Regions from separate parts of the Homo sapiens genome. Here region 2 is linked to region 1. Evidence: read pairs that join two places in POLR2A ChIA-PET (ENCODE). Cell type or tissue: PC-9. All regions are shown on one strand. Each heading gives the region's core, and the rest is flanking DNA. Links, peaks and the distances in the headings are about the cores only. Region 1 holds the start of LINC03048 (long intergenic non-protein coding RNA 3048). Region 2 holds the start of MIR3186 (microRNA 3186).

What was found. ChIA-PET counts read pairs that join two places held together with the same protein. Peaks named below come from ENCODE experiments on the same cell type or tissue, not always from the same donor. Only the 100,000 strongest peaks of a DNase experiment are listed, where the experiment ranks them.
Region 2: POLR2A ChIA-PET joins it to region 1 with 12 read pairs; 2 of 35 experiments call an interaction of 5 or more read pairs at or near these places.

Annotation. Positions count from the first base shown.
Region 1 is chr17:81,375,927-81,386,781 of GRCh38, reverse strand. LINC03048 (long intergenic non-protein coding RNA 3048) reads left to right here and starts at 1,400. Exons shown (of 4, transcript NR_164137.1): 1 at 1,400-1,653; 2 at 6,198-6,297; 3 at 6,901-7,060; 4 at 10,609-10,855. RefSeq lists enhancers at 224-792, 6,698-7,297, 7,298-7,897. In PC-9, for the core only: no CTCF peak of the experiment used is centred there; a DNase peak (open chromatin) is centred at 7,001; H3K4me3 peaks cover 529 bases.
Region 2 is chr17:81,441,945-81,452,799 of GRCh38, reverse strand. BAHCC1 (BAH domain and coiled-coil containing 1) reads right to left here. Exons shown (of 28, transcript NM_001377448.1): 5 at 9,236-10,855; 6 at 8,883-8,991; 7 at 8,232-8,419; 8 at 7,974-8,132; 9 at 7,622-7,785; 10 at 7,119-7,446; 11 at 4,952-5,764; 12 at 930-1,132; 13 at 693-829; 14 at 1-77. MIR3186 (microRNA 3186) reads left to right here and starts at 1,612; the gene lies at 1,612-1,696. In PC-9, for the core only: no CTCF peak of the experiment used is centred there; no DNase peak of the experiment used is centred there.

The DNA.
Region 1 (10,855 bases), core at 2,007-10,006:
CTGGCCTTTGGGCGCGCGGCAGGGAAGGTCACGCCGGGGTGGGGTCGGTGGCGCGGGGACAGCGACACTGCCGGGCGCCGGCATACCCCCTACCCCCGCCTCCGCCCCTCCGGGCACTTGCCGCCGCCCTGCAGGCCTGGGTCTTGCCGCACTTGTTCTGTCGTGCTGGGGCACACGGAGCCAAGACCAGAGCCGGCGCATGTGCTTGTCAGAGAGGAATCCAGGGAGCCCTGTGGGGGCTGCTTGGGGAAATGAGGCTGTCATCCCCGCGCCCCAGGTGCTCAACGGGGAGGATAAAGGAGCCCTGGCCTGCGGGAGGCAGCCCCAGGGGACGGACGGAGCCCTGGTTCAGAGCCCAGAGAGGGCATTGGAGGGCCAGGCCTCAGCCAACTCCATTTCTCCCCTCTCTGGCCTGCGTGGGCATCGGGGGCATGGTGGGTACCAGATCCTACCCTGCCTGCTCAACCCTCTAGACAGCCTGGGACACAGAGGGCATGGTGGCCATGCCCATTTTACAGATGAGCAGAAGGAGACTGTGAGAGCAAATAACGTGCCCTTGTTCACACTGAGGGCCTGGGTGCGTAGGCTCTGGATTCTTCTGGAAAACTAGTACTAGGGTTGGCTGACTTTTGGGCCTGGGACAACCCTAAGACTCCTGGCTGGGGCAGACATGATGCGTCCCGACTTCTGCCTTGTAGACCAGGAGCAGAACAAAATGGGCCTCATGACCAGCCATTGGGCGTCTTGGCCACAGCACCCACGGAAAGATGTGTCAGGGTCCAGCTCTTCCTGGGAAGCCCCTCCGAATGCTCCCGGCCAGCCTGTTTCTCTGGGATGAGGCCCCAGCAAGGCAGATCGCAGCCTGCAGCCGGGAGGAACTGCTAATATATGGCAAGAGTCTGGAAACCAGATTCCAAAAGGTCACGTTGGACTGGAACCAACAAGATTACGTTGAACAGGCTGGATGTGAACCTCCACTTTCAGGTTCAAAAATCAGTTGTAAAAATGCAGGCAGCTTCCCACTGAAGACTTGCTGGGCCAAGCTGCAGCTGTCTGCACCACTCAGGCAGTTCATCCACGCCCTGTCTCCCCAGCACAGGCCCTCTTGTGCATTTCCCTGAGCCCCAGCAGCTGAGCCTGCGCCCTGGGGTGGGAGTGGGGGATCCCGGGATGTCTGACCCGCTGTCTCTGATGTCAGGCCGGCTGGGGGAGGGGATGCAGCTGGAGACAGCAGAGAATGGGGTCCTTGTGCCACTGTCATCAGGCCCGGAGCTTCCATGAACACGGCTTTGTCTGCACCCATACCCCGTGGTGACCACGGGACCAGGGGATCAGTGGGCCTCTGAACAAGAGGGGCGTGCAGAGCGGCTTTTTGGCCTCAGTTAACTCTTAAATGGGTGTCAGAGGCACTGTCTTCCCCTAGCTATGCGCCTCGTGCCTGGGAGCCTTAGGGCCACACGGAAGGGTAGAAATCAGTTTCAGGTCAGGAGGTCTGGAACAGCTTTGTTAAACCCAGTTTTTTTCCTATGAAAATGGCTGCAGACACTGGGGGAGGGAGAGGGTGGCCCTGATCCCGATGACTCTGAAACATGCTTGGCCTTCCCCAGAGATTCCTGCTCCCAGCCCAGGCCCAGACGGCAACAGAAGCTCATGGTGAGTTCACCCCGGTCCTGGTCTGGCACCTCATTGCTGGGGAGGTCTCGGCAGTCCAGAGGAGGTAGCCCCCACCCTGGGCATCCATCCGCCCAGGCCCCAGCCTCCGCGGGAAGACCCAATTACAGAAGAGAGAAGTATGTGGAGACCCTTGGCTGAGGTTGGGGGTCCTGGAAGCTGGAGGTAGTGTTCCTGGGTATAGCATGATGGGTTGATGGGTGGGTTTTATTCTCTTTTTAAGGATTTTTTATATTTTTCAAATTTCCCTTTTGAAATGTATTCATTTTGCAATCAGAAAACAAAACAGGCCAGGCGTGGTGGTTCACACCTGTAATCCCAGCACTTTGGGAGGCTGAGGCGGGTGGATCACCTGAGGCCAGGAGTCCAAGACCAGCCTGGCCAACTTGGTGAAACCCCGTCTCTACTAAGAATACAAAAATTAGCCAGGCGTGGTGGTGGGCACCTGTAGCCCCAGCTACTTGGGAGGCTGAGGCACGAGAATCGCTCGAACCCAGGAGGCGGAGCTTGCAGTGAGCTGAGATCGCGCCACTGCACTCCAGCCTGGGCAACAGAGAGAGACTCTGTCTCAAAAAAAAGAAAACAAAACAAACCAGTGAACACTACTCCAAACAAATGTCCAGGCCCAGAGATCAGAGGCTGCAAGGTGGGCTCTGTCCCCATGTCCCCAGCCACACTGCTGGGGAACCCACAGGGTGCCAGGTCCCCTCAGCCCTGTCCCTGCCCCACAGGCCCCTGGAGTGATTGTAGGCTCTAGACTGCCTCAGTTTGCCCCCAGCCTCCCCTAGGTGCCCGGGGAGCCACTGGCCAGCCTCCGGTCGCACTCCACTCAGGGCTTGACGGGGAAACAGAAACCAGCCTTGAACGCCTTCCCACGCCCCAAAACGCCAGGGTGCACAGTGAGGGGAGCCCTGGTCAGATGGCACAGATGGCATTCCTGCCCGCGAGAGGCCCAGGACCCCGGGGAGCCAGAGGGGCAGGGTGCCCGCAGCGTCCAGGCAAATGGGCCCAGGCCCCCCGACACCCAGCTGAGGCCAGCTTCCCCCAGAGCGGTTTGGAGCCCTGCCCTGGAGAGGGGGCAGCTCGCCCAGCGTGGGGGTGATGCCACCAGGTGGTGAGGCTGCTGGGCAGGGCTGGACCCCCTTTTAGACTCCCCTTCCGATTTCTGTGTCCCTGAGTCTTGCCCATGCTACAGCCTAACCCTGCCGTGGCCAAGGGACAGCGGGGCAACAGTGCCCTCCCCGAGCTTGCCCTGGGACAGCCGCCTCACTCGGAGGAAGCTGGGTTTTGCCGAATTTTCTGCATGATGGGGCTCCGTGGGCTGGGGGCCACTTGCCTCCCTGCACCCGTCCCAGGACCCCAGGCTGCAAGCTGGAAACCCCATGGGGGCGAGTGGAGCCCTGGGACTCCACAGGAGAGGGTCCTCTGTGACAAGAGGCTCCAGGGGACACAGGCTTGCGAACATGGGGGCTGGGGTGGGGTCAAGGTATGAACAGCGCAGGCCTAGAAGCCTCAGACTCTGAGGGGCAGGAAAGAGTCCCCAAAACGGAATCAGAGGAGGAGCCCGGGGTGGGGGGAGGAGGAAAGGGGCGCAGTGGGCGCTGCCATCCCTCCTTGGGGCACATTTCTTCCCGCCCTGACCAAGAGGAAGGGACCCTCCTTCCTCCAGAAAGGACTTCTCCGAGCCCAGGACACACGAGGAAAGCGAGGCTCAGTCACCAGGAAGCCCTCACTCTCCGTCAAGGCCACCAAACGGGAAGAAGGGGAGCCAGGATTTGATCCCAGGCTTCCCTCCCAGCCTGCACGCTGCTGCACTACCCAACCCTGAGGACCCCAAGAACCTCTGAGAATGTGGGATTTTGGTTCTGAGCCTCCACGGGGCCCGTTGGTGGCCTCTGGTTCAGGACAACCAGAATTGGCCCAGACAGCCAAGCAGCCAAGGGGCAGGCTTTGTAGAGTGTGGGGGTCTGTCCTCCCTCATGGCCAGAAGCAGATCCCACCCCTCAAATGCAGGTGGGGTGGGGCAGGGGCTCCGGCTCCGTCATCTGGGCTCCAGTGAGGCTGCCCGCTCCTGCTCACCTGCACAGGAGGCTGAGGGTGGGGCCCTGGGGGAGGGGCTGCCCCAGGCTGTAGTGCCTGGGAGAGCTGGGGGTGGGGAGGGGACAGGCAGGGGGCAGGCAGATGGCCTTCCTGCTTGGCCCTCGCTGCCAGGTCTTGCTGCCTCCTCCTGTTGGGTGATTTAGATCATTATAGACCTGAGGTCCCACCAGGTGCATTGGCTCATGCCTGTAATCCCAGCACTTTGGGAGGCTAAGGCGGGTGTATGACCTGAGGTCAGGAGTTCGAGGCCAGCCTGGCCAACGTGGTGAAACCCCATCTCTACTAAAAATACAAAAATTAGCTGGATGTGGTGCCGCACACCTGTAATCCCAGCTACTCAGGAGGCTGAGGCAGGAGAATCGCTTGAACCTGGGAGGCGGAGGTTGCAGTGAGCTGAGATCACGCCACACCCCACAGCCTGCAGCCTGGGCGACAGAGCGAGTCTGTCTCAAAAAAAATAAAAATAAATAAATAAATAAAACTGAGGTGCAAAGTTTAAAGGTTTGGGTGACACATCAGAGGCAGACTTGGGGAAGAAGTGTCTGTCCCACCCTCCCAGACCACATCCTCTAAGGGCTTGGGCCCCGGGGATGCTGGGTGGCCCCTTGGAACTGTGAGGAGCTGACACATGGGTGGGGACCAGAGGAGGGGACGTGGAGAGCCCTGGTGAGGATGTGGGCGCTGGTGGGGACTGCCTGGTGTGTGATGGGGACAGGAACAGGCATGGAGATGGCCCACACCCGAGACAGTGGGCTCCTGGGGCCACCTCTTCTCCACACGGCGGCAGCAGGTCTAGTTCGGGCCTAACAGCCCAGCCATCCCTGAGAGCCAGCGCCGAGGGTGCAGCAGCTGCCTCCTCTCCGGGCCCACCGGACGGTCGCCGTCCTGCCAGGAGCTCCCGTGCCCATCGCCAGAGAGGGAAATGCTCCTTGGTCTCAGGAGGCAGCGGGGCCCGGGACTCACATGGACCTGGGCCCAAGTCGACCAGTTCCAGCTGGGCACACTGGGAAGGTCACCCACCTCCCGAGCCCTCCATGTCCAGGCCATTGTGGGAAAACCCTCTCCAACAGGGGAGTGAAGGGACAGGATGGAGCGGGAGCGGCGCCAAAGCACGGGGAGAACCAGAGGCCGCAGGTGAGACCCCGCCGTGGGCCATGTCCCGTCTCTTCCTCTGAGGGCAGGCGTTTCACCCGATCACCCTCCCGGCTCTCTCGGCCACCCCTGCTTGGGCTTGCTCCTGTCTGGTGTTGGGTGACCTGCCTGCTGCTCTCAGACCCCACACCCGTTTGTGGCCTCATGGCCATGAGTGGCCCCGTCCCCGACTCCACTGCAGTGGGCACAGTGGTGGCCCCCAAATGATCGGTCCACCTGGAGCCTGTGAACACGACAGGCTTATTTGGGAAAAGGGTCTTTGTCCAGAGACAAAGGCCCTTAGAAGACAGAGGTCGGGGGAGATTTGAGAGGGAGGCGACAGAGGCCACGTGAAGATGAGGCAGAGATGGGAATGACACGGCCACGTCCACGGGACACCTGGGGCCACCAAATGCCAGAAGAGGCGGGAAGAACCTCCCCTGCAGCCTGCAGAGAGAGGACAGTCCTGCCGATAGCTTGATTTTGGTTCCGGCCACCAGGACTCGGAGAAAATAGACTTCTGTTGTTTGCAGCTGCCCCATTTGTGGTCTTTTGTTGGGTGGCCCCAGACATAATCCCAGCACTGGCCTGGCCCGGCCCATGGGCAGCTGTCCCCAGCCTGGCGGAGGGTGTGGCTGTGATGTTACCCCCAGGATATCCAGTACCGCAGTCTCCATCTGAGCCGCCATCGGGCTGTGGGGTGCCTGCTAGCCTGTGGCAGAAGGACCAGGACCTGGGGGCTGGCAGGGAGCAAGAGCTGAGCGAACCAGCTGGGAGGAAGGACTGAGGCCACACCGGTGTCCGGGGGGATTCGGACGTCACCAGTGTGGAGTCTGGGGGTGTTCTGACTGACTTTAGACAGAAATTTCTTTTTCTCTCTGGAAAGGGCGGCGGTGGGCCCGTGTGCAGGGGAGCGTGGACTTGGAACTCGGGGAGCCCTGGGTTCTGCCTCATCCTCTACATCCCTGTGGGGCCACGTCCACTCACCGAGGGGTTCTTGCCGCCTTGACTGAGGGTGGCCGGGCACCAGCACCTTTGCAGCTTTGCCCAGCACCTTGGCATGGGGTCGGGGGCGGTGCAGAGTTCTGTTTTACAGGGAAGGGAACTGAGGCACAGGGAGATGACAGCTCGCCGCTGGTGCTGACCATGGGCTCACACTGCCTGGCCGCCCGTGCAGCCCCTGCCCTCCATGACGAACGTGCTCATGTTTCCTGGCTGCCCCCCGGCCCCACTCCCACCTCCCTGGCTAAACAAGGGAGATCTTGATGTGAGTTCTCCTTTTTCCTTTCTGGAAGGAATGGCAGACTCTGGACATGCTCCTAGAGATGGGAGGTCAAAATGATCAACGTTCAGGGTCCCTTCATCTCAGAGGGTCTCGAGTCACCTCATTTAAAGGTGGGAACTGGGGATCCTGGAACCTCCCCTGCACCCCAGATGCTTCTGGGGCCCTTGAGAACTTGCCCTGAGCTGTCACCTGGCCTAGACTCCCAGCCACTTTCAGGGCACAGAGAAACTGCCCTCACTCTGAAAATGTGGAGACCGGGACCCAGAGAGGTAGAGTGACTTGCCCATGGCCACACAGCCTGTGAAGGATGACCAGGTTTGGTCTCCGCCAGCTGTTCTGGCTCTGCTCCTGCAGTCAACAGCCACCACCCCTGAGGCTTGCCTGGGGCAGGGCGGGTGGGGAGTGGGGGTGGGGAGTAGTGGGAGTGGGGGGAGAGCGGGGGGGATGGGAGAGTGGGGGGAGCGGGGGAGTGGAGCGGGAGGATGGGAGGCAGCGGTGGGGGTGGGGGGAGCGGGGGGGGGAGCCAGGGGGATGGGGGCTAGTGGGGAGGATGTGAGGGGAGGCGGGGGGGGAGCGGAGGGGTGTGGGTGTGGGGAGTGGGGGGGAGCAGGGGGTGGAGGGGTAGGGAGCGGGGTGTGGGGGGAGCGGGGGGCACAGCCAGGTGCATGTTATGGGTCCAGGGCAGCGACCTAGTCCATTTGTCCTTTTCGAAGTGTGGCCTGGGACACCTCCTATCCAGCCATACGCCGCCCAGGACTGGCTCAACAGCTCCACCCTCCACTGCTGTTCACCCATGACACGTCACTTCCCACCCGCCACTGCTGGCTCACCTGTGACACCCCAGGCAGCTCAGATGCCCGGCAGGTCCTGCTGGTAAGAGGGAGGCAGGAACTTGTCCTGTCTGGGACCCGGGCATTGCTGGGCGCCGGAGGGACCTGGGACCTCAACCACGCTGGGAGCTGGCCTGTCGTACAGGCGGTGCCTGGCAGATGTGGACGGGCTCCGCAGGCTCCTGGCGGCCCACCCCTGCCTTCGTGCCATCCTTCCTGGGAGTCTCCTGGCCAAGGAGGACTCGAGGCCTGTCCCACCTGTGCCCAGGGCTCACTGTGGCTCCCTTCAGCGGGGCTCTGCTCTCTCCCCGCCTGCTTCCCCTCCAGCTCCTGGGCTCTGCCCCAGCATCCCCCCGAGCCTCTCCCATTCCTGGCCCCAGCCTGGCCAGGGATCCCAGAGGATGCCTTCACCAGCCCAGCCCCTTGCCTGGTGGATCACCACTCCTGTCTCCTGCTGCTCTGCCCCCTGCCCCGGGCCTGGGAAACCTGGGAGGACCCTGAGGGAGGGTCAGGGATGTGTGACACCAGCAGGAGGCTGACGAGTTCCCTGGCAGGAAGCACACTGCACAGGGAGCCTGCCGCCATGCTGCCACTCTCATGCCCCTGCGGGGCCGCAGAGAGGGATGCCTAGGGCGGGGTGGGCAGTGGCTGCCGTAGGGGAGGCGCTCTGGGCAGTGCTGTTCCCTGAGAAACTGCAGCCCCAAGGGGCCTGGGCAGGGCCTGGCCTGACTGAGTGGGATTGAAGGGGAGGTAGGGTGGGTGTGCCCTATGATGTAGGGCCTGCTGCACCCTGGGGAGGGGACCCAGTGCAGTGATGCCCAAGTTCCAGCGTTCAGACTGCCTGGGAGCCCTGAGACTCCCTGACCCAGCAGGACGCCCCATCCTGGGTGAGGGGGAGAGTGGGGTGGGCCAGAAAGCCCACCCAGACAACTGAGACCCCTCCCCACCTGCTACCCCATCTGCTTGGGCCCAGGAATAGAGGGGCCAAGGCAGACCCCTCAACATACATGCTGAACCCTGATGTGTAGCCGCCCACACACCATGAGCCCAGATTGTGGCATTCAGTATTTTTTCTGACATCAAAACAGTCTTGGCAGGGCACGGTGGCTCACACTTGTAATCCTAGTACTTTGGGAGGCCGAGGCAGGTGGATCACCTGAGGTCAGGAGTTCGAGATCAGCCTGGCCAACATGGTGAAACCCTGAAATACAAAAATTAGTCAGGCATGGTGGTGGGCGCCTGTAATCCCAGCTACTCGGGAGGCTGAGGTGGGAGAATTGCTTGAACCTGGGAAGTGGAGGCTGCAGTGAGCCGAGATCGTGCCACCTACACTCCAGCCTGGGTGACAGAGCAAACTCTCTCTTAAAAAAAAAAAAAAAAAGACCAGGGCCCGGCGTGGTGGATCATGCCTGTAATCCCAGTACTTTGGGAGGCCGAGGTGGGCGGATCACCTGAGGTCAGGAGTTTGAGACCAGCCTGACCAACATGGAGAAACCCCATCTCTACTAAAAATACAAAAAATTAGCTGGATGTTATTGCGGGCACCTGTAATCCCAGCTACTTGGGTGGCCGAGGCAGGAGAATCACTTGAACCAGGGAGGCAGAGGCTGCGGTGAGCCGAGACCACACCATTGCACTCCAGCCTGGGCAACAAGAACAAAACTCCATCTGAAAAAAAAAAAAATACTGAGCCAGTCCATGTGCATTATTTCATTTCTGGTGGACTCTTCCCGATGTTAATTTCACCTGAGATATTTATGCATGTGCTCATGTGAACACACACGTGCGTCAGCACACACTGGCCTGCTCATGCACACACCTGCAAGTGCTGCTTCCAGCCTCCTGCCACGAGGCCAGCCTGGCTCCCTCCCTGTGGAGTGGGCTCTGCCCACGGGGCAGATGGACTAAGACGAACGCTCGTTAAGCCCCCCAGAAGTTGCCTGGCTTGGCACTCTCTGCGGTATCTGAGGCGGGGCTCACTCGCCCATTTGACAGATGGAGAAACTGATGCTTAGAGATGTGGAGTGAGTGCCTGACTCCCCCAGCGCCCCCGGAATCCCCCAGCCCCACCGACTCTCCCAGATCCCCCGACTCCCCCAGCCCCCCCAACTCCCCCAGCCCCACCAGCACCTGCTCCCACCCTCCCCAAACTCAAATTGCACCCGCCCCAGCTTCAGGGCTTGGTTGGGGTTCCCTTTTCAGTCAAGGTACAACATCCAGGCGGTAAAATGCTCCCATCAGCCACTTACTGGCGCAGTGGCTCATGCCGGTAATCCAGTACTTTGGGAGGCCAAGGCGGGCAGATCACAAGGTCAGGAGTTCAAGACCAGCCTGGCCAATATGGTGAAAAAAATTAGCTGGCCGTGGTGGCACATGCCCGTAATCCCAGCTAGTCAGGAGGCTGAGGCAGGAGAATTGCTTGAACCCAGGAGGCGGAGGTTGCAGTGAGCCGAGATTGTGCCACTGCACTCCAGCCTGGGTGACAGAGCAAGACTCCATCTCAAAAATAAATAAATAAATAAATAAATGCTCCCATCTTTGGGCTGCAGCTCAACGCGTTCTCACCCATGAGATTCTCGTGCAGCCCTTGGGTCTTCAACCGGCACTCCAAGCCCTGACCAGGGTCCGCTGCTGAGGCCCACCTGGCAGCTTCGCCTTCCTCAGGCCTTGGTCCTATCTTGCTGCTTGAGTTCGGCGTCATGCCTGGGAGATTCATCCGAGTTGCCACGTGCATCAGTGGCTCCTCTTTGTTGCTGAATTATATTCCGTTGTAGGAATAAACCACGCACGCTGACCCAGCCTCCCACTGATGGACATTTGGGTTATTTCTGGTTTGGGGCTTGTTGAATGGTGGCACCCAAAATATGTGTCCACCCAGATCCTATGAAAGGGAACTTCTTCGGAAAAATAATCTTTGTAAATGTCATTAATTAATGACATTTAATTACAGACTGTTATTTATTTATTTATTCTTTTTTTGGAGACAGAGTCTCACTCTGTTGCCCAGGCTGGAGTGCAGTGGCGCGATCTCAGCACACTGCAAACTCTGCCTCCTGGGTTCAAACGATTCTCCTGCCTCAGGCTCCCAAGTAGCTGGAACTACAGGCATGCACCACCATGCCAGGCTAATTTTTGCATTTTTAGTAGAGACGGGGTTTTACCATGTTGGCCAGGCTGGTCGTGAACTCTTGGTCTCAGGTGACATTTACAAATTAATTAATGACATTTACAAAGATTATCTTGGAGTTGGGTGGGTCCTAAATCCAACGACAGGTGTCCTTAGAAGAGCGAGGTGGAGGGAGACTAGACACAGATACCCGGGGGGCATTGCTGCTGTCCCCAGAAGCTGGGGAGAGGTGCCGGAAGGATTTTCCCTCAGAGCCTTCAGAAGGAGCCAATCCTGCCCACGCCTTGATTCCAGGCCTTGGCTTTACAGACTGTGAGAGAATGCAATGGTGTTGCTTTAGGCCACCTGACTGGGGAACTTTGTTACGGCATCCCTAAAGAAACACACAAGGGCTGTGATGAGGAACTCTGCTCGGCAGGTTCCTGTTTGTGTCCCTTGGTCACAGAAGCCCTTCTCCGTCTCAGGTGTGTGTTAGCCGGGGTCTCCAAAGAACCAGAGCCAGCAGGGGACACACCCATCTCTGTATCTGGAGAAAAAGATCGATGAGAAGGAATCTGCTCCTGTGATGATGGAGGCTGACAAGTCCCGAGAGCCACGGTTGGCACCCTGGAGACCCCTGAGGGTGATACCACCACTCCAGGCTGAAAGCTGGCAGGCTTGAGACCCTGGGAGAGCTGGCCCTCTGACTCCTGGGACTTCTTATTCTATCCT
Region 2 (10,855 bases), core at 1,100-9,099, 67 kb before region 1:
GCAGCGAGCTTGAGTGTTTGCGCTTCCTCGGCCGGCCAGGCCCCCGCCGTGCAGGGCTCCGTGAACTCTCGTCTCTCCTGGGGGCCGCAGGGGGGATGGTCAGAGGCTCATGCACAACCCAGCTCCCCGACAAGGTTCCAGCCGAGGGCATTGGCCTTCGAGGGCTACTGGGTGTGGGGAAAGATGCGGCCCAGACTCGGCCTGGGGAGCCTGACCCCTCACGCAGAGGGCAAGGCCAGCCAGGGGCCCCCGCCGCCCCCACCTCCTACCATCCACACACACTGGTCAGGTGGTGCCCCTGCCCTTGTTGCAACTGCGGGGTGTCCCCTCCCCCAGAGAATCCCCCAACTTCTGCCCTGGCCCCACAGCACCCCCAGTCCTCCCTACTCCCCCTTCTGCCACTGTCCCCTCACCCGCCACCCTGCGGCCAGCCTCCTGCCACACCAGGCTCTGACAAGCGGCTCTTCCACAGACCCCTGGCCCTGCCACTTGGTCTCGCTGCTGGCCGAATGCCTCCCTCCTTGGGCCCCACTGCCTCTGGGGGGCCTCCCCGATGGACCCTGGTGTCTGCCCACAGGTAGGGGGCAGAGCCCAATCCTGGCCTGTTCCCACATCGGCCCCAGCACTGTGGGCGCCTCCCGGGGGTGGGGGTGCTGCGACCCTCCCAGGCCCCCCCGCCACGCCAGGCGTACTCATGGTCGTGCTTGCGCTGCAGGCGGGCCAGCTCCCGCTGCTTCTCCTTGTAGCGCCGCTGCAGCTCCGCCAGCCGCACGCGCATCCCCACCTCCTGCGTGTCCAGCCGGTCGATGGCGGCCTTCAGGGGGCACACCTGGTGGGGGGGGCACAGGGGCCTGTGAGCCGGGCCAGGGCCCAGGCTGGGGCTCTGTGGCAACGCACTGGGCGACGTGGGCACTGGGACCTCCACTCACAGGCTTGGTCTTGGGGGTCCAGGTGTCCTTGCGCTGCAGGATCTGCATGCGGGGGGTGAGCCTGGGGCCGCTGCAGGGGTTGGCTGTGGGCGGCTGCGCTGGGGCAGTGGAGCTGTCCAGGCCAGCGGCCTCCACCAGGGACCAGGCTGTGGCCAGCGTGGCCAGGTGCTGCAGGTTGAAGGCTAGCACGTCCTCTTCCTCCTCTGTGCGGCATGGGAAGGTCAGCATGGGCATAACTGGGCACACACTGCCCCTCACAGGCTCTTGATGTCAGCCCTGGCCCCCTGAAGCCACCCAGCCTTGAAGACCGGGATGAGGGTCAGGAGACCGGGAAGAGTGAGGTGGGCACCAGGGCTGACACCCAGCACCCCTGTTTTGCTGCATGCTGGGGAGACACTCCCTTGGTGGTAAGGCAGGGCCAGCTGGGAGGACCCACGGGGCAGGGTCCTCTGTGTCACAGAGCAAGACAGGCCCCAAAGCATCGAAGTAAAAGCAATCTGCTCGTTACAGCTTCTAACAGAAACGCCTGTGTGTCCCCCCACCGGGGGGGCCCTGCTTCGAACGGCAGCCCTGGGAAGGGATACTCTGGGGCCCTCAGAGACACAGGCAGTGCTACGAGAGCCCACTGAGGCCTCGTGCACGGAAGCTGCTGAAGTTCAACCGAGTTGAATGCTGTGGCTCAAGCCTGCGGTTCCAACAGGCGTCTGTCTACGTGGCTTCAACCAAGTTCAAAGTCACGCGGAGAGATGGCTTTGGAACCAGGGGCTTCAGCACCTGGGCATCACTCCATCCAGGTGGTGGAGGCTGGCGTCCCCCAGCAGCTAAGACCTGCCATTGCCTGTCCATCTGCCCATCAGTCCTTCCGTCCACTCGCCTGTGTGGACACCTAAAGAGCAATGGCTGCAGGGAGGCCAGTGGTCAGTGCAGAGGGAGGGGACAAGTCCCCTCGATACCTTTAAATTTGAGACAGGGTCTCGCTTTATTGCCTGGGCTGGAGTGTGGTGGCTCCATCACGGCTCACTGCAACCTCGAACTCCTGGGCTCCAGTACCCTCCCACCTCAGCTTCCTGGGTAGCTGGGACCCCAGGCCCTCGATTCCTTGTGAGGAGGGCAGCGGGCAGGGGTTTCTGGATGCAGTCTCATCTGCTGTGACCCTTCTCAGAGGAGCAGCCACCATTCCTCCATCCTCCCTCAGAGCACCAAATCCCTGCCCCTGCCCGGTCTCTGAACACAGTGCTGGGCTCTGCCAAGCCCTTTCCAGCACGCTCCAGCCCTGGGGCAGGCAGGAGGGCCATGGGCTGAACACAGGTCAGGAGGAAGGGGCTGCCAGGGCCGCATCCTCTGGGACCTCAACCTGGGGGCAGGGACAGGGGAGCTACCCTCACAGTGACCGCAGGAACAGCGGCAGCCCAACAGCCCAGGCAGTGGCCTGGGGAAGGGATGGCCCATCTTGGGGTCAGAGCATGGGCCAGCAGAGGCTGGCGTCCATGCAGGGTCGGGCCCAGGTTGGGGACTCAGGGCCTGAGTAGGGGAAGCCAGCCCTGAGGGCTGACCACAGAGACCAGGAACGGGGTCCCCATGGGCTGATCCCACAAGGACATCCAGCAGGAGACAGGAGCCAGACACCTTGCGGTGGGGGTGGGTGGTGATGGCCAGGAAGGCAGGAGAACTGCGGAACCCCTGTGGGGTGAGTAGAGGTGCTGGTATCCCCTGGGAAAGCCCAGGAGCAACGATAACCTCACAGCAACGAGCACCCCAAACCTAGTCTCTGCCTCAGAACCCCACGCTCCACTTAACGGACCGGGGCTCCCCAGAGATATGGCTCATCTCAGCCAGAAGCAGGAGTGCGGGAGAACCCCATCCACGATGGGACAAATCAGCGCCTGACAGCTGGGGCACGCACCTGAGATTCCACCAAAGGCACTGACCTGAGCGCCCAGGCTGGGGCACTCCATGGTGCGTGGCTGCTTCCCTCCTCAAGTATGGGGAGGGCCAGGGGGCCACAAGCCCAGACCAAGGGTTGATCCATCCCCAGAAGTCATTACTAAGAAGCCAGGAGGTGCTCGGAGGGGCAGATGCTGGGGTGCAAAGCTCTGGACCGAGACCACAGATCTGATGGGGACCAAGGGAACACTCAGGCTGCTGGGTCCAGGATCCGCAGGGAATGGGAGGGGGAGAGAGGGCCGAGGGGGGGTGGGCTGAGCAGCTGCTGCCATCAGCAGCCGGGGAGGCACATCTGCAGGCCCCTTCCACTGAAGGCCCCAGGTCTCCTGGGGTCACTGCAGTTGGCCAGAAGCCCCTCTGTGCCTCCCCTGCCCTTGCAGGCTACAGGCGTGTGGCTCCCACGTGGCCTCACCCAGATGGTTCTGCCAGTCCTGGGGGCTCTATGCTTGCCCGGCCCCGATGGTGGGGGCTTTTTCTCCACTTCCCCCTCTGCAAATCTTGCTGTCTGGCACAGGACAAAACCAACCTCCTAATTAATTTCAATTGAAGTGATCGCTACACTTGTAGGGATCAGCTCTGAGCCCAGCAGCTGCAGAGACCTGCCCATTAACGGGGACAAGGGGAGGGCAGGGGCAGGGGTGGGGGCCCAGGGGGGGACCATGAGGTGGAGACCCGGAGGGCAGAGCTGGCCCTGACTCCACTTCTGCACACCCTGGGGATTGGGACACCTGGCCTGGCCGGAGTGTGACGACATCCATGCTGGGTTAAGCCACATGGCCCACCACCCGGGACACGTGGTCTACACATGAGTATTCATGCAGTGAACGGGCTCCTGTCCTGCAGGCATTCACACAGGCAGACCGGCCACTCTGGCCATACACACGGGACCTGCTATCTACTGACGCCTCCTCATGCTGCCAGGTGAGGGTCCCTGAGACCCTCCCACGGCGGGTCCCTGGCAGCTCAGGCCCTGCCCCAAGGTGCCTCCACCTCGCCCTATCTAACTTCTCATATATTGCCAGCTGGAGGCCCAAGGGAGGGCCTCTGGGGGGTCCAGGTGGAGCCCACCCTGGTAGGACTCCAAGCTTCCTCAAACCCTCTGCACAGCCCCACCCAGAAGCAGGGACTCTGGGCCAGATACCCCCGAGGGCAGGCAGCTCCCAGCACTGCGGAACCACCCCTGCCGCGTGCGGGCCAGCAGCCTCATCCAGCACAGGGTGACCACGGGCCCCTGGGGAAATGCACTGTTCGAGAACATTCTCTTCATCGCGGTGGTGAGCTTTATGCATCCAGAAAGCAGCGGCCGAGCCCTGAAGACTGTCAGCTTCGTGCTATCAACAACCACGGCGCCGTGCCCGGCTGGGGGACGCCCTCCACCCCGGGGCTTTCTCTGGGGCCCACAGGGAAGACGGCAGGAAGCGGGCGCTTTCCCGGGAGCACTGGACCGCAGGGAGTGCCCGGACCAAGGCCCAGGGTGGACGAAGCAGACACCTGGCCCTCGGGTGTCCCAGGTGCTCTGGACCCGCCCACTGTTGTCCGGCTGTCCTTGGGGCCCCTGGGTGGGCGGAAGAGCCCAGGAGCTCCCAGTCCCATAGGCCTCCCTGCAGCAGGAGCCCCAGCCTCCTGCCCCCTCCCCTGGGCCTGAAGCGGGGAGCCGACGGTTCCTGAACTGGACCCCCCAGGCCAGGGTAGCAGCCGTGGAGGCTGAGGAGGTGGAGGCCTGGCAGAGCAGGAGGCAGGCGGCAGGCTCTCCTCTCCCCTTGCCAGGACGCGAGCCCCTGTTCAGCCACTTCCAACAGGAGGTGCTGCCCGAGAGGCCCTTCCTCTGAGACCACCATGGAGGTTAGTCCTGCTCCCAGGGCCCCACCTGGGACGGAGAGATTCGGAGATGGCACACCTGCCTCGGACTTCCATGGACGAGGGACGGCAAGGGGAGGCGGACACTCTCCAGGGGACCTACCACACTTTGGGGACAACTGAGCGGGGCCCAAGGCTGCCGTCTGGCCAGGTGACCCTGAGGCAGGCGTGTGGGTCCCACTGCTGGGACTCTGGGGGGTGGCGGCAACCACCGGGCTTACCTGGCACAGTCCTCTCACTCCTCTGCCGCTGGATTGCCAGGTCAGCCAGCTCGCTGAGCAGAGCGATCCCATGAATCCCTGAGCTATGAGGCAGGGGGACTGTGCTGGGGGGCCCAGAGGCCGCTGGGGGCTGAGGGTCCGGTGGGCTGTCGCTGGGCAGGTCCCCCAGGTTGATGGTGGCGGCCACCAAGGCATCCAGGCCTGGTAGCGCCCTGGGTGGGTGGCTGTTGTCGGGAGCTCCGCCACAGTCCTCCTCTGAGTCCTCCATGCTCTGCTGCCCCAGCTCGTCTTCCTCCAGCTCGTCCTCCTCAGGGGCCGGCTGCTCCCCCTCGTCCTCAAGGGCACCCGGACTCCCTGCTCGCTGCTCCAGGACTTGGGAGGAGGCCCCTGACGAGGGCCCCTGCTCCCCCTCCTCCCTGCTCCTCTCTTCTCGTGCCCCTCCCTGAGTAGAATGAGCCTGGCCGGTGGCCTCGGGGCCCCCTGCCTCCAGGAGGGCCGCACATTGCAGTTCTTGTAGCCCCTCTAGTGGGCTGGGGTCCGCTGCCTTCCCCTGGGGTCCCCGCTCGGTAGGGTAGGGGGTGGCGGCAAGGTCCTGGGTGGCCTCCCTGGCCCCTGAGAGCAGCCCGGGCTCCTCCAGGCTCCTGGGGCTGCAGGGAGGCGGCTCCCCAGGCAGGAATGTCCTTGTGGGCTCAGGCTGGGCCCCCGGGGCGGTGGTTTGCATAGTTTCAGGGTCCTCGAGGTTAGAAGAGTGCACGTCTGAGGGTAGGGAGAAGCCCAGGCCAGCCATGGGGCGCAGGTATCCGGGAGGCAGGTCTGCAAAGGAGGGGACAGGTCAGCAGGGAGCTGGGAGTGGTGGTGAGGGGGTGTCCTGCGATAGGACGGAGGACAGTGGCCTCGAACCCTCAGACCCAAGCCCGTGCGGAAGGGCCCTGGGCTAGCTGCAGGTCTGCAAGACTGGTGGCGGGGAAAGGGTTACGTTAATTAAGGGGGCAACCTGGCTGGGTGCAGTAGCTCACACCTGTAATCCCAAAACTTTGGGAGGCTGAGGTGGATGGATCATTTGAGGCCAGGAATTCGAGACCAGCGTGGGCAACAGAGTGAGCACGTGCCACTACAAAAAAATTAAAGAACAATGAGCTGGGCGTGGTGGTGCATGCCTGTGGTCCAAGCTACACAGGAGGCTGAGGTGGGAGGATGGCTTGAGCCCAGGAGGCCGAGGCTGCAGTGAACCATGTTCGCGTCACTGCACTCCAGACTGGGCGACATAGGGAGATACCCTGTCTCAAAAAAAAAAAAAAAAAAAAAAAAAAAAAAAAAAAAAAGGTGTGAGCAGCCTGAGGCCAGGCCCTCATTCCCCTAAAGAGTGGCCTTGAAGCTCCCCCCAACAACCCTGGCTGCCGGGGCTGGGGGTGGCCTCAGGAGCCATCTCTGGCATGGTATGCTGTGGGTAACCAGAAAAGGGGGAATTTGTAAAACATGATGCTTTAATCAGGGTTTTCCCTGAACCAGAACAAGCCGGCAGCATGTCAGAGGCATCATGTCCCATTAACTGCAAAAAAAAGAAAAAAAAAACGAAGGGAAAAAAACGGAAAAACCCTCTGCTAGCTCCATCTCCTGACTGTGAAACTAGGACGGGTTTTATGTTCGCCACACGGTTTCCAGTGTGACCTCTCAGTCCCACTCAGAGAGAATCAAATAGGCTGGTGGGGAGTGGATGGGCGGGTGGCAGGGGCCGAGGCCAGGCCCGAGACCCCCCCACCCAGGCACCCCGCCTCGCTGCCCCTCCCTCTCCCAGCTTTGCTGAGACCCTGAATGGCAGCCTGGTCAAGTCCCATGCCCAGTGCCCCCAGGGTGCCAGTACCACCACCAGCAGGCCCCGCCTTCATTGCTGGAGGGCCCCTACGACAGCCAGCGGGACCCCGTCTTCCTCCCGCCTTCGTCAGCCCACGGCCAGGAAGGGGGCGGCTGGGGCACTGTGTGCTTCTCCCAAGGTCATTGGGAGGACTGGGAAGAGGGAAGAGAGAGGAAGGGAACAGCCATGCTGCCCTGGGTCTGGGCAGGTGTGGCGCCTCCCTGCAGGCAGCCCGGATTCAGCGCAGCCCTGCCGGGCAGGGGTGGGAGGGCTTGGAGCGGAGCACAGTGGGCCGGGCCAGGCGGCTACTCTCACCTGGTTCGGATGTGATGATGTCGGCCGTGGACTGCTGACCCTCCCCATTCTTTTCCTCGGCGCTGCGCACCCGGGAGCCAGGCCCGGGGCTGCTGGCAGGGCAGACATTTAAAGTGCACGGGGCGCTGGGCCGAGGTGGTGGGGTGGGGGAGCTGGCGGGGGGCTTTGGGTCGGGCGGATGGCAGCAAGGTGGCAGCTTGGTGGGGCCTGCAGCGGGTGAGGGGGCGCCCGGGGCCGTGGGGGTTAAGGCAACTGGCTTGTGGGTGGACTTTGGGGCCTTCTCCTGGGCGGGCTCCTCCAGATCCAGGTGCTGGTCTTCGGGCTTCCGCTGTCAGGGATGGGGGCAAGCTCGGTCAGGCTCAGGATCCCCTGACCCCAGTGGGCCCCCTGCTTGGGTTCATCCTGCCAGAGGCCAGGCATGCAGGGGTCTCCTGGAGCCAGGTCCGGCCAGGCAGGGTTGGGGAGAAGTGCCCGGCCCAGGTGAGCGTGGCTAGGGGCGGTACCTGGAACTGGGCGGCCCTCTGCTGCTGCAAAGCATAGAGCTCCTGCTGCCGGAGGAGCTGCGGCCTCGAGTACACAGGGAGCTGGCCCGGGTGCTGCATGTGAGAGGCGGGGCCCCGGCCCCCGTACATGGGGGGCCACAGTGACGCCTGGTCCATGACATCCGCTGTGGGCAGGGCCCAGGAGGGGTCAGCCTGGCTGGGGAGGGGACAGCTCCGGGGCTGCTTCCCCGCCACCCTTTCCTCAGCCCACCAAGCCCACCGCTCCCTCCTGAGCCCTGGCCAGCACACCCCCGGCTGCCCCTCCTTCCAACAGCACCCCCCAAGTACAGCAGCCTGGACCAGGGGCCCTTACCAAGTGCGTGGGGGGCGCTGTGGGGTGTGGGCTCTGAGGGCAGGATGACCAGCTGTGTGGGGGCGTCCTGTGGGAGGGGGAAGACAGAGGGCACAGGGCCAGCCACGGAGGCGGGGAAGCCGGGGGGCAGGTTCTGGTGCAGGGCAGGGTGCCCCAGGCCTGGGAGGCAGAGGGCACAGTGGTCAGGCCTCGCACTCTCGGGGACCAGGAGGGAACCCTCATCAGCCCCAGGCCAGCCCCCGCCCTTGGATCACTGACCGTAGGAGTGCCCCCCCATCCACAGGGAGGGGCTGCGGGTGCGGGGCAGCCAGGGGGGATGGGGGTGGGTGTGGGGGGCTGGGTCCCCGCCCAGCTGGCCGCTCTGCATCATGAGGTGGGGGGCCAGGTCCCCAGGGCAGCTGCTCGGTGGGTGGATCCGGGCGAACTCTACGCGGTCTTTGCTGTCCCTGTAAGACCTGGGGCTCAGCCCTGCCGCCGGCGCCAAGGCCCAGCTCCCCATCCCACCCCCGGCCCTTTGTTGTCTCTGTAAGACCTGGGGCTCAGCCCCACCAACGGTGCCAATGCCTGACTCCCTGTCCCACCCCCTGCCATCAACCTGGGAGGGAGAACGGGACCTGGAGGCTCAGGGAAAACCCCAGGCTCCAGCCTCAGTGCTCTGCAGGGCTGACTGGGGGCCATCTCCTGGCCCCTGAAAGTGGGTAACCTGACCGCTGCAAGGGGTTAACTGAGACCCCCAACCCCGGGTGAGACTCCAGAAAGGCTCTAGGGGTGGGGAGAACCCCACCCACGGCCGGCCATAGAATCTGCTGCCCCAGCCATGACCACCCCTCTTTCTCCACGTGGCTCTGAGTGGGGAGCCCCAAGCCCAGGCCTAGCCCCACTCTCCAGGGCCACAGGCCCAGCTCTCACTGCAGCAGCAGCTCGCGGCTGGCAAGCCCCAGGCGGTCATCACATAGCCTCGTCCTCTCCTCCTCAGCCTCCAGGTCCAGCGCGTGTGTGGAACGGGGCCCACCGCCACCTGCACAGGGTCGAGACAGCAGACGGGAGAGGGTTGGGGCGGCCAGGGAGCCACCAGCTAAGGCAAGCAGTGACCCCGCTTCGAGCTGGGGGGCCTGATGCACTGAGGAGGATCCCCTGGTCCTGGGGCCTCGGAGGGTCTGCCAAGGGCAGGTGTGGGAGCTGGGGAGCCGGGGCGCAGGGCAGGGCCAGCTGGGCCCCCTAGACTGTCCCGGCCTGCCTCCCTCTCTGTGCAGGGCCTGTACCTTTGAAGGCGGGGGCGGCCCGGCCCTGCCGCGCAGTGTTGGTGCCGTAGGCTGCCTCAGACCGGCTCACTGTGTCCTTCTGCCGGGCCAAGGCCACTGCAATGCCCACAGGGGGCTGCCGCACCTCCCCGTCGCCGTGCGTGGTGTCGTGCTCCCTGCTGCGGGCACAGTCCGGCCTCTCCGACTGGCCTGGGCCCTTAGAGGACAGGAACTTTGCTTCCTGCTGGATGCAGCTGGCCTTGAGGCCACCCAGGCCCACCAAGGGTGCTTTCTGGCCCACCACCAGGGCCTGGCTGCTGTATTTGAGCAGGTTCTTCATGGCTGAGACCTCGTCCGGCGGCGCAGGCAGTTCCTGGGGCAGAAGAGCCGCCTGCTGCAGGCCACTGCCAAAGGGGTCCAGGTAGGCGCCAGCCTTGCGCTCCTCGCTGATGGCCATGGCGGTGCCCTGGCCTGCCTGGACACCCCATGGGGGCAGGTGGGGCCCACTGTAGCCCAGGGATGCCAGCTCCAGGGACTTGCGCTTGGCCTCAGCCCCAATGCCCCCCTGCTCCACCTCGGCGGCCATCAAGTGCTGCTGGTGCCTGATGCGGGCCACCTTCTGTGCCCCTGGGGGGCCGGCCGGGGCTTCCTTGCCAACAGTCTTATCTAAAGTGCAGCAGGCCTGGGGGGCCTTCCCGCCCAGCGGGTCCTGGTGACCAGGCCGGGCACAGTCCTGTGAAGAGGTGGGCAACTCGAAGTAGCCGCTTTTGTCCAGACCGCTTTTAGGGAGTCCGGGGAAGGAGGCCTCGGGGCCTGCGCTGCTGAGATAGTCGAGGCCCTTTAGCCGGGGGTTGAGGGCCGCCTCAAAGCCCCCAGGCCGCCGCTCGCCCTTGCCCTCGGCCTTCAGGTGGGCATAGGAGACTCCATAGGGTGCAGCGTGGTCGGGGGCCATGGTTCCCTCCAGGTGCCGGTCCTTGCCCTCCCCTGCCACGGCACAGGCCTCGGCGGCCTGGAAGGGGCGGCCCTTGTCGGCCAGGTGTCCCACAGAAGGCACGAAGGTGGGCCCGCTGGCCTTTAGGTCCCGGGGGGCTTTGTCCTGCAGCGGGCAGAGCCCGTCAGGGCCCCCGTGCAGCTGCAGGCAGGGGAAGGAGCCGGCGGCTGTGCTGAGGGGCGGGGGTGGCCCGGCGTAGGATGCGGTGTGGTGTAGCATCTGCCGCCGCTCCAGGCACTCGCTGAAGGCCGGCCCGGGCTCCGGGGGGCCTGCTGCCTCCTTTGCACAGCGCCCGGAGGTCACCACCCCCGTGCCAGGCCGCCCCAGCATGCCCCCTGCACAGCTGGCTAGCGCAGCCCTGCCCATCTCGCCGTTGAGCACCTTGGTGTTGAGGAGGCAGGAGGTGAGGTGCTTGGGGCGGCCCTCGCAGGCCCCTCGGGGTGCGGGGCCGCCCTCCCTGCAGTGCCCGTCGGCTGGCACGGGCAGCACCAGCTTGTGCCGCTCCTTGCCACCGTCCTCCTCTGCCGCTGGCCGCTCCTTGCCCTCAGCGGCCTTGCCCGCCTTCTCTCTGCCCAGCTCTTTGCCCACGAGGAAGCGGTCGAAGTCCTTGGGGCCCTTCTGCAGGGAGCCTGCCTCACCCCGGTCTCGAT